2 separate regions of the Homo sapiens genome follow, and region 1 is linked to region 2. A link is a contact called in ENCODE Hi-C or POLR2A ChIA-PET data. All regions are on one chromosome and are shown on one strand. Each heading gives the region's core, a stretch centred on a gene start or an enhancer-like site at or near the end of the contact. The rest is flanking DNA. Distances are from core to core; before and after follow the strand shown. Region 1 overlaps LOC107986256 (a long non-coding RNA gene). Region 2 holds the start of MSX1 (msh homeobox 1).

Evidence for each region. A loop is a pair of places that touch in the nucleus more often than their neighbours do. ChIA-PET counts read pairs that join two places held with the same protein, here RNA polymerase II (POLR2A). Pooled maps may share reads with other maps.
Region 1: a map of endothelial cell of umbilical vein shows a loop between it and region 2 (10-fold over the local background). The contact joins the enhancer-like site here to the promoter of MSX1 in region 2. A Hi-C loop is called at or near these places in 1 of 168 maps with a recorded cell type or tissue (endothelial cell of umbilical vein) and 1 of 50 pooled maps. POLR2A ChIA-PET finds 5 or more read pairs at or near these places in 2 of 52 experiments (A549 and activated naive CD8-positive, alpha-beta T cell).

Annotation. Positions count from the first base shown.
Region 1 is chr4:5,035,716-5,042,707 of GRCh38, reverse strand. LOC107986256 (a long non-coding RNA gene) reads left to right here. Exons shown (of 3, transcript XR_007058005.1): 2 at 84-187; 3 at 2,645-3,086. It also overlaps a transcript of STK32B not described here. Among named protein-coding and RNA genes, the nearest start is that of STK32B, 12 kb to the left of the region's middle. Within about 2 kb of position 4,532, at least 5 of the 41 ENCODE cell types and tissues checked have a DNase peak (open chromatin) inside an H3K27ac peak, as active enhancers do; they include endothelial cell of umbilical vein, where a contact is called at or near this core.
Region 2 is chr4:4,856,840-4,863,337 of GRCh38, reverse strand. It overlaps MSX1 (msh homeobox 1), which reads right to left and starts at 3,673. Exons shown (of 2, transcript NM_002448.3): 1 at 2,970-3,673; 2 at 1-637. The coding sequence starts at 3,438. The coding sequence ends at 195. RefSeq lists an enhancer at 357-1,028 and silencers at 3,082-3,521, 3,532-3,771, 3,792-3,851.

The sequences.
Region 1 (6,992 bases), core at 3,283-5,782, 180 kb before region 2:
AGGTTCATTTTCAATCAGGAAGCCTCCAGGTATGCAAAGGATGACAAGTGAAACTCTACCTCGCTCCCCTTTGGTCTCCTTAGCAGACAGCTGAGGGTGCAAGCCCCGAGAAATGCGAGCCATGGCTCTTCATGGCTGAAGGAATTGGTCACCTAACACTGACACGGTCTGGAAGAATTATTTTGAAGTAAGTACATTCCTTCTACTTCCTACACTATGTTAAGTGTCATCCAGTCTCCTCAAGAGAGAATGGCGGAACTTGGGGGTCAGCTGTGCTCCAGATGAAGTCAGCTCCAGGTCTTGCCCTCTTGCCTGGCTCACAGATGGATGAAGTTTTATAAAGTTCTTCTAATTATGTGCAAAACAATAAAATATAAACCAACTACTTATATGTGCTGAGTCTGCTTGGCTTTCCCAGAACGTAGACTATGGAGAGATCATGGAAATTATGGTTTAGAACTTCTCCTGTGGCTCTAACAAGGGGTTGAGCACATGACTCTTGTTACTTCTCAAATCCCAAATGTAGGCACAGAAATATGAACTGGGATTCTTTTTCTGACTTACATGTACATGAGTAGAGTCTTGTGGCTGCTATTCCTCTTGCTGAGAACACAATCAAGTAATCACCATACTTGCATTTGGAGCCATAAACCCTAAAGCCGTAACATTTAATTTTATGTAACACGATCACGCTGTAGAAGCTAATGTGATTCCCTGGAGCAGGGCGTCTTCTGTGCCAAGCCATTTTGTAGAGTCTGCTATATCAGATTTTGTTATCGTTTATGTTAAGCCTATTTTATTTAAAACTTGAGTCTGGTTTGCTTAGAGTAAATACCGTCTGCTTGCACTCAATTTCAATATGTTCTGTTTGGCAGCATTGTGCATTGTAAAGAAAAAAAAAAAGATAAAGGCTGTTTTGTGGCACACCAAGATAAGAAATAGTTTGCACATCCAGTTCTGTTGTTGAAAGTCATCTCACTCAGATAGCGAATTATCCATAATGACTTAAAAATAATAACTTCAAGAGCAGTCTTTTATTGTTAAGAGTCTTTATGTGTGCGTGTGTGTGCGTTGAGTGCTCACTCAAAATAGGGGTCCATAAATTGCTACTAATGTAGAGTGTCTGCATTTCTTGGCATTATAAAACTTCCCTAGAGGCATTTTCATAGTTGGGAACTTGGTAGCCCAGCAATTCTGAGCTTCTTGTTCTTACATTAAAATAATTTGCATAGTAGCTCCATGGTGACCTCAAATTAAGTGTCTGTGGAGAATTCTAGCTGTACTGTGAACCAGGCTGGGTCAGAAGGAAGGCTCCGTAGCTGCCAAACGCAACATCTGTGCAATGTATTTCATTGTATTCTTGCCTGGGTTTATAGGGATTCTTAGGGGCTTAAGGGAGTCGTCATGAACACTCTGAAACTGTACTTGAACTTGTGTGTGTGTGCGTGTGTTGTCTGCTTGCACATATTTGGTTATTTTTATAGGAAGAGAGTCAAAATCTGTCACAGCTCTTTAAAAGGCTCCATGAACCCACCCATTTCCCTGAAGAAAAGGACTCAGAAGCAGTGATGTAAAGAATCGTTTCTATCAACGAGAAGAGACTCCTCTTTCAGAAAGCAGGAACCATACGTAGCAGAAGTGATAACAATGACTTACTAAAAGGCACTAGACACAGTCACATGACACATAACGATGTCTCCATCAAGGATGGGCCGCACACCCAACAGTGGCCCCATGAGATGAGACTACTGTATTTTTCTGCACCTTTTCTGTGTATGCATACACAAATACTTGCCAATGTGTTACAGTTGCCTAGGGTATTCATGCTGCACAGGTTTGTAGCCTAGGAGCTATTGGCTACACCACATAGCCTGGGCATGTAGTCAACTGTACCATCTTGGCATGTGGTGACAACGCATATCTCAGACCATGTCCCATGGTGAAGCAACATCTGACTATATTGAGGTAGCCAGTGTGTGGCCTACAGGGCAGGAGACAGGCCTTAAAAGTTCTACTGCTTGGCCGGGCGCAGTGGCACCTGTAATCCCAGCACTTTCAGAGGCCAAGGAGGGCAGATTACGAGGTCAAGCGATTGAGACCATCTTGGCCAACATGGTGAAACCCTGTCTCTACTAAAAATACAAAAATTAGCTGGGCATGGTGGCACTCATCTGTAATCCCAGCTACTCGGGAAGCTGAGGTAGGAGAATTGCTTGAACCCAGGAGGCGGAGGTTGCAGTGAGCCAAGATCGTGCCACTGCTCTCCAGCCTGGCGACACAGCGAGACTTCGTCTCAAAAAAAAAAAAAAAAAAAAAAAATTCTACTGCCACTGCCTCATCATGTGCACTGAGAGAAGTCACTTCCCTTCTATAGGCCTCATTTTCCCCATCTGTAAACTGAAAAAAATGAAGGAGTTGGGCAGTGTGGCAGAGACACCTACTTGTTCATGGTATCCACTTACCCCTTCTTTCTTTTTACAAATAGAACATACACCTCCAGTGTTAGCTGAGCACATGGCCACTGGGCTAGGGACTAGGTGTTCCAATTGCCTTTGCAGGTGGGAGTGGCCATGGAATTAAGTTCCAGCCAACAGGATGTGAGAAATGACACATGCACCGACCGCATCTCCTACCACTCCTGCAGGCTGTGATGACCACCTGAAGACCTGCTGGGGAGGACGGCACTCCAGGGAGTAGCAGAGCAACCACAAGGAAGTAGCCGTGGTGTGGGACGTCCTCATGTAGCAGAATGGCCTACCTGACCTGGACCGCCTACTGCCTCTGGACTGTTAAGAGAGGATAGACACTGTCTTGGTGATACCACTTAACAGTCGTGTGCAGCATCATGACATTTTGGGCAGCAATGGACCACATGTACAATAAGATTATCACAGAGCTCAACATTCCTATTTCCTGGTGACATGGCAGCCATCATGACTTCGTAGCACAATGCATTCCTCACGTGTTTGCAGTGGTACTGGTGTAAACACACCTCCTTGCACTGTCAATCATAGAATTTAGCACATAGAATTACATACAGTACATAACACCTGATAATGATAATAAATGACTATGTTAAAAGTTTATGTACTTACTATACTTTTATCATTATTTTAAAATGTGTGCCTCCTATTTATGCAGAAAAAAGTTAGTTATGAAGCAGCCTCAGGCAGGTCCCCCAGGAGGGATTCTAGAAGAAGGCATTGTTATCCTAGGAGATGACAGCTCCATGCATGTCACTGCCCCTAAGACTGTCCAGTGAGCAAGATGTGGAAGCAGAAATTGATGATCCCGACCCTGTGAGACCTAGGCTAATGTGCGTATTTGTGTCTTAGTTTTTAACACAAAGTTCTAAAGAAATTTTTAAGTAGAAAAACGCTTATAGATTCAGGTTATAAAGACAGAAAGTGGCCAAGTGTGGTGCCTCGTGCCTGTAATCCCAACACTTTGGAAGGCTGAGGTACACAGAAGGATCACTTGAGTCTGGGAGTTTAAGACCAGCCTGAGCGACATAGCAAGACCCCATCTCTACCAAAAATACAAAAAATATATATATATCTGGGCATGATGGCATATGCCTGCCATCCCAGCTATTCAGAAGGCTGAAGTGGGAAGATTACTTGAGCCCAGGAGTTGGAGACTGCTGTGGGCTATGATCATGCCACTGCACTCCAACCTGGGCAAAAGAGTAAGATCCCATCTCAAAAAAAAAAAAAAAAAAAGAAAGAAATTTTGTATAGCTGTACAGTATGTTTGTGTTTTATGCTATGTTATTACAAAAGAGTCAAAAAGTTTAAAAATATTAAAAAGTTCATAAAGTAAAAAAAGTTATAGTAAGTTAAGGCTAATTTATTATTAAAGAAATAAAATATGTTTTTATAAATTGAGTGTAGCCAAAGTGTACAGAGTTTCTGAAATCTAAAGTATAATACAGTCATGTCCTAGGCCTTCCCATTCACTCACCAGCTACTCACTCATCCAGAGCAACTCTCCAGTCCTGCAAGCTCCATTCATTGTAAGTACCCTATCCAAGTTTATTATTGTTTATTTTATACCTTATTTTTATAGTCCCTTTTCTGTATTTAGATAGATTTAGATACACGAATACTTTGTGTTAACAAATGCATTGTGTTACAGTTGCCTATGGTGTTCAGTACAGTAGCATGCTGCACAGGTTTGTAGCCTAGTAGCAGTAGGCTAGACCATGCAGCCTAGGCATATAGTAGGCTTCACCACCTAGGGCTGTGTAAGTATTCTCTATGATTTGTGCAGCAATGTTTGCACAATGCTGAAATTGCCCAACACACGTTTCTCAGAATGTATCCCCGTCATTAAGCAATGCATGACTATGTTTTGAATTTGGGGATTCCTTTGGTTCATCAGCTTAATCCATATCTAAACAAATGCAGACTCGTTGAGGCCAAGGTCATCATTGTCATCGTCATCCTTCCTTGCCTCCAGAACGATATAGGTACCTAACAAATGTTCAGCAAAATGAAAGAATGAATGAACAGCTGAATGGTTTTAATTGGCATGCCAGGAATTTTATGGGGATGATTCATGAACCAGCTTGGGTAGGGATGAGGTCATGTCTAAGCATTTTTCCAATACTGAAATTCCATCATTTTGTTTCTAAGAACTGAGAGTCACTTGAGAACACAGTGTTGGCTGGCATTTTCTTAGCCAAGGGTCTGGCAAAGCAAGGATGGACGGGTGGGGAGGTCTTAGAGGGAGCAAAGAGAGGTAACACACACTCCCTCCCCCTTCCGTCCCTTCAGTTATCCATTCATTCACCCAAAAAACATGTGCCCATTACATGCCAGGCACCAGCAGGAACAGAAATGAATAACAGGTCCCCATGCCCACCCTCACAGCCCAATGAAGAAAACAGTGCAGTGGTAAATAAAAGCAGTGTCATAGCTGAGTAGAAGCTGAAACAGGCTGAAACATGGTGACATTTTAATCTTTGAGTCTTCAGTGTGTCCCCAGAGCCACTATCTAGAAAACCATCTTTATCTTCACCAACTTTAACACAGACGGGAAAGAGGGTTTGCTTTGGGGAAGTTCATTTGTCAGAGCCCTTTCTCAGAGTCCTCCAGGCACCCTCAGTCCAAATCCACTTCCTTTATCTGTAGAGTAATTGATATTTATTAGCAGTGAATCAGTTCTGGAGGGCTCAGGGTTCCAGCTAGGGAACCAGAAGAGCTGGTTGTGACCAAGACCACACTAGCTGTCAGACATTCATTAATTTATTCAATCACTCAACTTGAACAAGTTACTTTCTTTCAGTTTCTTCATTTGTAAAGTGGGGACCATTTTTCCTATCTGTGAGCTTTGAATCAAAGTACCCAATAGAGTGTTTGCCGCCTACCAGGGGCTTAATAAAAATGAATGGGTGCTGATTTGTTAGCATGAGAAATATTGCTGTTGCCCAGTACTTCTCAACAGGGGTGATCCCCCACCCAGGAAACATTTGGCAATGTCTGGGGACATTTTTGATTGTCGTGACTAGGATGGCGTGAAGTGGTGCTACTGGCCCTAGTGGATAGAAACCAGGGGTGCTGCTCAGCATCCTACAGTGCACTAGACAGCCACCCACAACAAATAAATATCCCTCCCAAAGTGTCAATAGGGTCAATAGCTCAGACACCCTGCTCCAGACCCTCAAAAATGCCAATTTCCACAGGATGCATCCACACTCTTGCCAGAGAGCTGTTGTGTGCAATTTTAAATTCCACCCTTGGCCGGGCACAGTGTCTCATGCCTATAATCCCAGCACTTTGGGAGGCCGAGGTGGGCAGATCACGAGGTCAGGAGTTCAAGACCAGCCTGGCCAACATGGTGAAACCCCGTCTCTACTAAAAATACAAAAATTAGCCGGGTGTGGTGGTGGGCGCCTGTAATCTCAGCTACTTGGGAGGCTGAGGCAGGAGAATTGCTTGAACCCAGGAGGCGGAGGTTGCAGTGAGCCAAGATCACGCCACGGCACTCCAGCCTGGATGACAGAGCAAGACTCCATCTCGAAAAAAAAAAAAAAAAAAAAAAAAATCCACCCTTGCCTTGGTATTTAATATGTAATTATAAAACAGTGTTTCAAGTGGAATTTTGGACGCTTTTGCCTCAATATACCAGTGACACAAGCTTTAGTTCCTTCTAGCTACATGTGAACTGTTGCTGGCAGAACCTAATCTTAACTTCTCAGGCCTCCTTGATGACTCAGCAAGAAACGGCAGCATTTTCTACTCTGGCCTGCAATGTGGAGTTTATTTTCTGACTTCAGAGAGACACCTGGACCCAATTTGCATAATCAGAACCAAAAGGGGCCTGCTGTGTCGAGGATGATGATTTCCAGTGCAAATGTGATGACTGAAGCATTTTTTCCAGCCAGTATTCACGGAGCACCTACTACATGTCAGGGCTATGCTCAGTGCTGGGTACTCAGTGGGGGACAAAACAAGCATAGTCCCCGTGCACACTGCACCCAGCAGCTTTCAGATTGGTTTCACATCTATAGTATTATTCTCTCTTTACACAAACTTTGAGCTAGGCAGGAGTGGTATTTGTTAAAGGTAAGGAAGTTACACTTTTTGAAAGCATAGATAAAAAAGCATTAAAGTTTTTTTTTTAGCCAGGCACGATGGCTCACGCCTGTAATCCCAGCACTTTGGGAGGCCGAGGCCGGTGGATCACCTGAGGCCAGGAGTTCAAAACCAGCCTGAACAACATGGCGAAACTCTGTTTCTACTAAAAATACAAAAATTAGCCGGGTGTGGTGGCGGGCGCCTGTAATCCCAGCTACTCAAGAGGCTGAGGCAGGAGAATCACTTGAACCCGGGAGGCAGAGGTTGCAGTGAGCCAAGATCGCGCCACTGCACTCCAGCCTGGGTGACAGCGAGACTTCGTCCCTCAAAAAAAAAAAAAAAAAATTTACAGATCCTTTAATTTGCATTTCTGATGAAAATACATTCTAATTGTACAGACTTTGAATACAA
Region 2 (6,498 bases), core at 2,424-4,923:
AAGGGACTCTTCCAGCCACTTTTTGGCAGGGATCAGACTTCGGAGAGTGAACTCAGGGAGCAAAGAGGTGAAACTGGAGCAGTGTGAGGGTTAAAGGGAAGGCGGCTGGCGGTGCCGAGCAGGGGAGCACGTCGGGGGTACAGCACCAGGGCTGGAGGAATCGGCTGGCCCACAGGTGGGCGACCTGGGACCCTCTATGTCAGGTGGTACATGCTGTAGCCCACATGGGCCGTGTAGAGTCCCACGGGCGCCACAGGCAGCGCGGCGCGCTGGAAGGGGCCAGAGGCACCGTAGAGCGAGGCACCCGCCGCGGCCGCTACAGCTGCGGGGCCGCCGAGAGGGAAGGAGAGGCCGAAGGCAGCCGGTGGCAGCATGGGCTTGGCGGCCATCTTCAGCTTCTCCAGCTCTGCCTCTTGTAGTCTCTTTGCCTTGGCGCGGCGGTTCTGGAACCATATCTTCACCTGCGTCTCAGTGAGGCTGAGCGAGCTGGAGAACTCCGCGCGCTCGGCGATGGACAGGTACTGCTTCTGGCGGAACTTGCGCTCCAGCGCCAGCAGCTGCGCGGTGGTGAAGGGCGTCCGCGGCTTACGGTTCGTCTTGTGTTTGCGGAGGGTGCAGGCTGGGGGGCTCAGCCGCCCTGAGGGCCGAAAGAAAAAAAAAGCAAGGGGTTAAGAGAGAAGCATTGGAGCATGATCAGCCCAAGAAGTAGTAATAATAGCCAAACAATACCAGATATTGAGTGCCGCCAAGTGCCTCGGTGCCGGGCATCGCGCAAGGCACTTGAAATATATTTTCTCCAATTCCCATTGCAACCCCGCAGGGGAGAAGTTCCTGTCTACTTTTTGCAAATGAAGAAACTAAGATTCCAGGAGAAAAATACCCACGTTGAAGGCTCGATGTCCACATCTTAGGCCTAAACAGCTGGGAAGATGTGAAATCACCTTTGTGCTGCCCGGCGGCTTAGGAAGGCCTTCATGGCGGGCCTCCTCCCAGGGCCATCCAGAGGAAAGGTGGATGTTAATACAGTTGACGAACATGCAGAAAGAGGCCCTGCGCCCAGCCCAAGGGCACATTTAGTTTTACGCGTTGGCCAAACATTTATCAGTGCCCACGGAGTGCTTCAGTGTGGGGCTAGGCAGTTTTGTGGCATAGAATCCAAATCAAATTCTACACTTTCCCCGGAACACTTCGCTCCTACGGGATTCTAGGAGTAGTTCCCGCAGACCAGAGATGGAGCAGCGCAGACCATCATGGAGGGTGCACTGTGGCCAGCCCTCTTAGAAACAGAAAGTGTCATCTGGAGCGGAGAACGAGGGGCTGCTTTATTCTAATGGGCTTTTTCTTTAGATTGTCTCAGTCCTCTGTTGGATCGCGTTCACCCCTGGCGCCAGGGCCCTCTGGCCCCACTCAAACGTTTGTGTGTGTGTGTGTGTGTGTGTGTTGATGTTGTTGCGGGGGGAGTGTTGAGATCGCCTCTCCCCTCAACCTGTGGCATAGTCAGCAGACATCAACATGCCCAGCTGTCTTTTTCTTTTGGCTTCAAAATAAACCTCAAGGGTGGACAGTGAAGAAGCATCAGAGCGCAGGACTAGTGCAGGTCGGGGATGGGGTCTGCTGGGGACTGCCCCCGGATAAAATGTGGAACAAATTATCCCAACACAGCCGGGATCGCTTTGACTTCGGGGTCTTGGGGCCCAAGGCCCTAAGCGTTGGAAAGGACACTTTGCCTATGCAGCAGCTTTCCCGGCAGAAAGTGAATTCAAATCGAAGATGTTTCACCACGCGGGTTTTGCCTAAGTATGCATTTTTTCACACCTCTCTAAAAAACAACCACAAACAAACAGAAAAAACAAAACAAAACAAAGAAAACACAACGATCCTTTGGACTTTCAGACCACCAGGATGTGAGTCAAACGAAATCTCGTGTTAACACCCCGCTTCTTCCCTGCTGGAGGCCACCGGGAGTCCGGGAAGCGCTTGGCCCCCAACTAGCTTTCCGCCGGGCCGCCCGAGGGGCGGGCGCCGAGAGAAACGTCACTCCCTTCAGCGGCGACAACCCAGAGCGGGGCCACCTTCTCCGGCCATTAGGCTTAGGGAGGGACTGGCCTTTCAAAGACGTTTAATCCCCAGATAAAAATCATTCCTCAGCATCACGCCATTGAAATCTGGCTGCTATTATGCCGAGCAAAATAATCGGAGGAAACGAGGAAAACTTGGGAATTTCCCGTGCTCCTGAAATATCTCCGAGCGTGTTCTCTGAGTAGAGCAGCCAGGGGGCCGTGAGGCCTTGGAGCGAACCGCCTTGGGCACCTGGAGTCCACTTTAATGGCTCAGTCCTAGACGTTTGGGAGCTTCCCATAGGATTAGCGGGGGCGCCTTCCCCTAATTGACTTGGTGCCCCGCCCCCTCCACTGGAACCTGAATGTCCCCACCCCTGAATCATCCATCCGCCCAAAGCACCAACTATCTGCCTCAAACTCAAAGGGCATGGGGAGGTAGAATTCTGTAGGAGCTTCGGAACCTCTAGGCAAAGAGGTACTTGAAAGGGAAGAGGGGCTGGGGGACACCAGCTCCTACTGCGAGAAAGTGAAACTCCGGGTGCAGGGAAGATACCGCACCACACACATTCATCCGCTGGGGTGAAGCCGATGAAACAGAGTTTGGGATCAGATGAGGGATCATGGACCCCTGAGGTCGTTTGGTGGGGGCAGGAGGACAGGGTGCCCAGACATCGGTGTCCTATCCGTTAACTCCCACCCGCAGCGTCTCTGGGCCAAGGCGAGGAGGTCTGGAACCTTCTTCCTGGGTGGGAGTGGAGGGAGGCGCAAGACCCGGCCTTGCAGCCCACGGCTCCCTAGCACCGGCTGCAGGTACGCAGGCGCCGGAGGCCACCAGGAGCCCTCGGGTCCCACACCCCACCCGGCCCCCACCCGGCCCCCTCCCTCTGCGCCTGGGTTCTGGCTACTCACTGGCCGGCGGCGGGGAGAAGCGGGGGCTCTGCATCCACGGGGTCCTCTCGGGCTTCTCGGGGCTCTCGGCTTTGACGAGCGCATCTTCTGGCAGCTTGAGGAGTCCCCCCACCGAGAAATGGCCGAGCGGCCGCGGCGAAGAGGGCGCGTCCGGGGCTCCCAGCGACCCCGGCGGGACGCCCAGTGGCTGCGCCGAGCCACCCGCCGCCTGCACGCCCTCGGAGGGCGCCAGGGCGCTCTCCTTGGCCCCCGGCTTCCTGTGGTCGGCCATGAGCGCCTCCACGCTGAAGGGCAGGAGCGAAGGGGACACTTTGGGCTTGGCCCCCTCCTCGTCCGCGCCCATGGCGGCTGCCGTGGCCGCGGCGGCGCTGGGGGCCTGGCCCGCGCCTCCCCCCGCCGGCTTGCCGAAGGCGGAGTCCTCCACTTTGACACCGAGTGGCAAAGAAGTCATGTCAGCAGCCGGGGCCATGCAGAGCCGGGCCCCCCCTTCTGCCGCAGCACTGGCCAGCCGCCGGGCATGGGCTCCGGGCGGGCTGGGAGCGCGGCCGGCCTCTGCGAGCGCCCGGGGCCCTGGCCGGGCGGACCCTCCCGCGCGCGCCTCCCGCCCCTCCCCAGCAGGCCAGCTCCGGCGTGCTGGGCCTGGCCTCCGGTCGCTGCCGCCGCGCAGGCAGAGTTCCCGGGAGCACTCGCCGGCTCCGGGCCCTACCGCGGCTCCCCAGAGAACTTGCTAATAAGGCGAGGCCAGCGGGGCGGCGGCCAATCAGCGCGCGAGGGGGCGGGCCCGGAGCGATCCATTGGGCCGCGCTCCTGGGGACTCGCCCGGAGGCGCGCTGGGCCTGGGGGCACGCAGGGCAGGGCCCAGGCGGCGGAGGGCAGGGGAGGAGAGGGGGTGCCCGGGAAACTTTCCTCTGCGCTGAAGCCCAAGAGGCCCTCTCTGCGGGAGTCCCCTGGGTCTCTATCTTTCTGTGTTCCCGGGGGATTTTCCCTTGTTCTCGTTCCTTCTCTTCTGCCCTCCTCTCCTCCCCTCCCCTCCCCTCCTCAGCCCTCTTTTCCGCTCCTCTTTTTTTCCCCGTCCTTGTTTCTCTCCTCTACTGCTTCTTTTACCTTTCTCTTTAGTCTGTGGCTGGGTTTCCCTGTGCCCCCCTCCACTGTCTGACCCCCCCTCTTCTTCTACCACAATAATTTGAGTTGAGGTTATTTCTTACACATTCCTTTTATATATAGTTTTTAAAATACGCATGGCTATTTATCCTAGGAGAAAGACATACTATTAACTTCTTTTCAAGAAACGAAACAAAACCAAACCTTCATTTTCTTCCTGTTCTGAAATCTTGTAAACTTTACCTCGAGGTAAAAGTGGGCCTTTGTCTCTAACTTAGAGCTGGAGTAAACCTTGCGGGAAGAAGCTAGCTTCCTGTAGTGCCAAGGATGTGAGAATACGTAAGATTATCTAGAATCTGCAGTCGGTTTTCATACACGATGTGTATTCCCCCCCCCCCACCCTCGCTCTGAACTTCTGTCCCAAGGGTCACAACACCTATAGCGCCCGGGCGGGGAAAGGAGCTGCCAGATCCTTTTGATATAGAACTTACTGAAATAAAACCAACAGAATCGTCAATGAAACACCGATCTGGCCTTAAGGTGACCTCAAACAACGCGTCCTCGGAAACAATGACATGTCCCTATCTCTGGGCCGCTGATCCTGGAGGGGAGAGGCACATTTGGGGGAGGGGGCTGGGAAAAGAGGAAAGTTCCTGGAGGTGGACTCTAGTGTGGGACTTGAGAACTCTTCTTTTGCCAATTTCGGAGAAAACGTGATTTAATGTTTGCTGTTAATAATAATAATAATAATAAAGACAGAAAAAATGAGTTGGGGTCAGGGGAGATGCAAGATCTGCCTGAAGCGGGGTCGGGGCTTGGCCATTTTCTGCGCCTGTCGCTTTATGGCCTCTCCTCCTGCGGCCCAGGCCAGCGGCTCTCAGGGAGTGAGCGGAGGTGATTGGCGGCTCACTCGGCCCTGCCATTGATGACTGCGGGGTTCTAATCTCCAGGAAACACAAGGGGCTGCCGTGGCCATTTAGGGGTAATTATCCGAGCGCGGAGGGACAGCGAATTCCCTCGACTTTTAACTGGGCGCAATAAAAGCTGTAGATTAGGGGCGTCCAGATTAGGGAAAATGAATTAGAGCGGGAACTTTATTATCCGGAAGACGTCCGGGGTCTGGCGGCAGGGGTCGGGCTGCGGACGCCGGAGCGATTGGTAGCCTCCCATCTGTCCACAGGCCGCCGAGATATGCTGAGGCCTGGGGAAGTTCGGGAATACCGGCATCTGAATTTTACGCACATCTCCAGGTTTCTAAAGGACCCAAGACTGCAACTCAGGCACTGGGCAGTGGTTGGGGCTTCTAGCTCGAGTTGGGCCGGCTGGACGCGCGGTGCACCGGGGCCTCCGGAGGTTTGCCCGAGAGGGTACAAGGATAGAAGACCTTAAGACCCAATTTTGAAGCTCAGCTCGCTGAGGCTGAGCAAGGCTGTAGGGCAAATACCTTGCTGGTAGCCCAGCCAGGACAGCGAACAACAGCATCTTCCTCTTCTTCCTCTTCTTCTTCTTCTTCCTCTTCCTCTTTTTCTTCCTCTTTTCTCCTCCTCCTCATCCTCCTCTTCCTCCTCTCCTCCTCATCTCCTCCTCCTCCTCCTCCTTCTTCTTCCTCTTCCTCTTCTTTGAGACGGAGTTTTGCTCTTGTCGCCCAGGCTGGAGTGCAATGGCGCGATCTCAGTTCACTCCAACCTCCGCCTCCCAGGTTCAAGCGATTCCAGGACGGCGAACTTCTATTGCTCCCGTTCTAATCAAACTCTCGTCAGAACAACCCCCTCCGCACCCAGCCAGAATCTCCCTTTGTGGCCAGGTTAAAGGGGGAGAGGAAACAGAGGCCTATCTGCTTTTGGGGCCATTTAAAAAGCGAGCAGTGTGCCTTTTCGAGTCTTTGCTTAGTTCCGCCCTCGCCCTCCTTCTGCAAATGTTTTGCTCCCAGGTCTCTTTAAGAATCTGATACAGCCAAGAACTTCTTCCCTAGAAAAATGCACACCTACAAAAACACATTACAAGCAACGGGGCAGACAACTTCGGGGGCTCTGGTCCCAAGTGGAGTCCTCCAGTTAAGAACCCCTGCTTTAGGGCTGAGCGGGGGCTTGAACTCAGAGAGCGAAGCCGCATGGTGCAGCGGGGGCTAGTGTGGAACTTGCGGCGGTCGCAGTTGAGGAGCGCAGCAAGGCCTGGACTCCGCCGCGGGGGGGGGGGGGGGGGCGGGGGGCCCGGGGGCGGGCGGCCTGAAAAGGGCCGCATCGCTAATTGCGGGGATAAACAATGTGTCACGATTCCTCAGCGCGCCTAATAGGCAGACTAGGATGTTGTTTTAAGGCGCCAGCGGCGGCCGGATCAAAGGCTGCACCCGGCGCACGGGCCCTTGAAGTCGCGCCCCTGCCTCCGGGGAGCAAATCGCCTGGCCCCGCAGCACCGGCCCCGCAGCCAG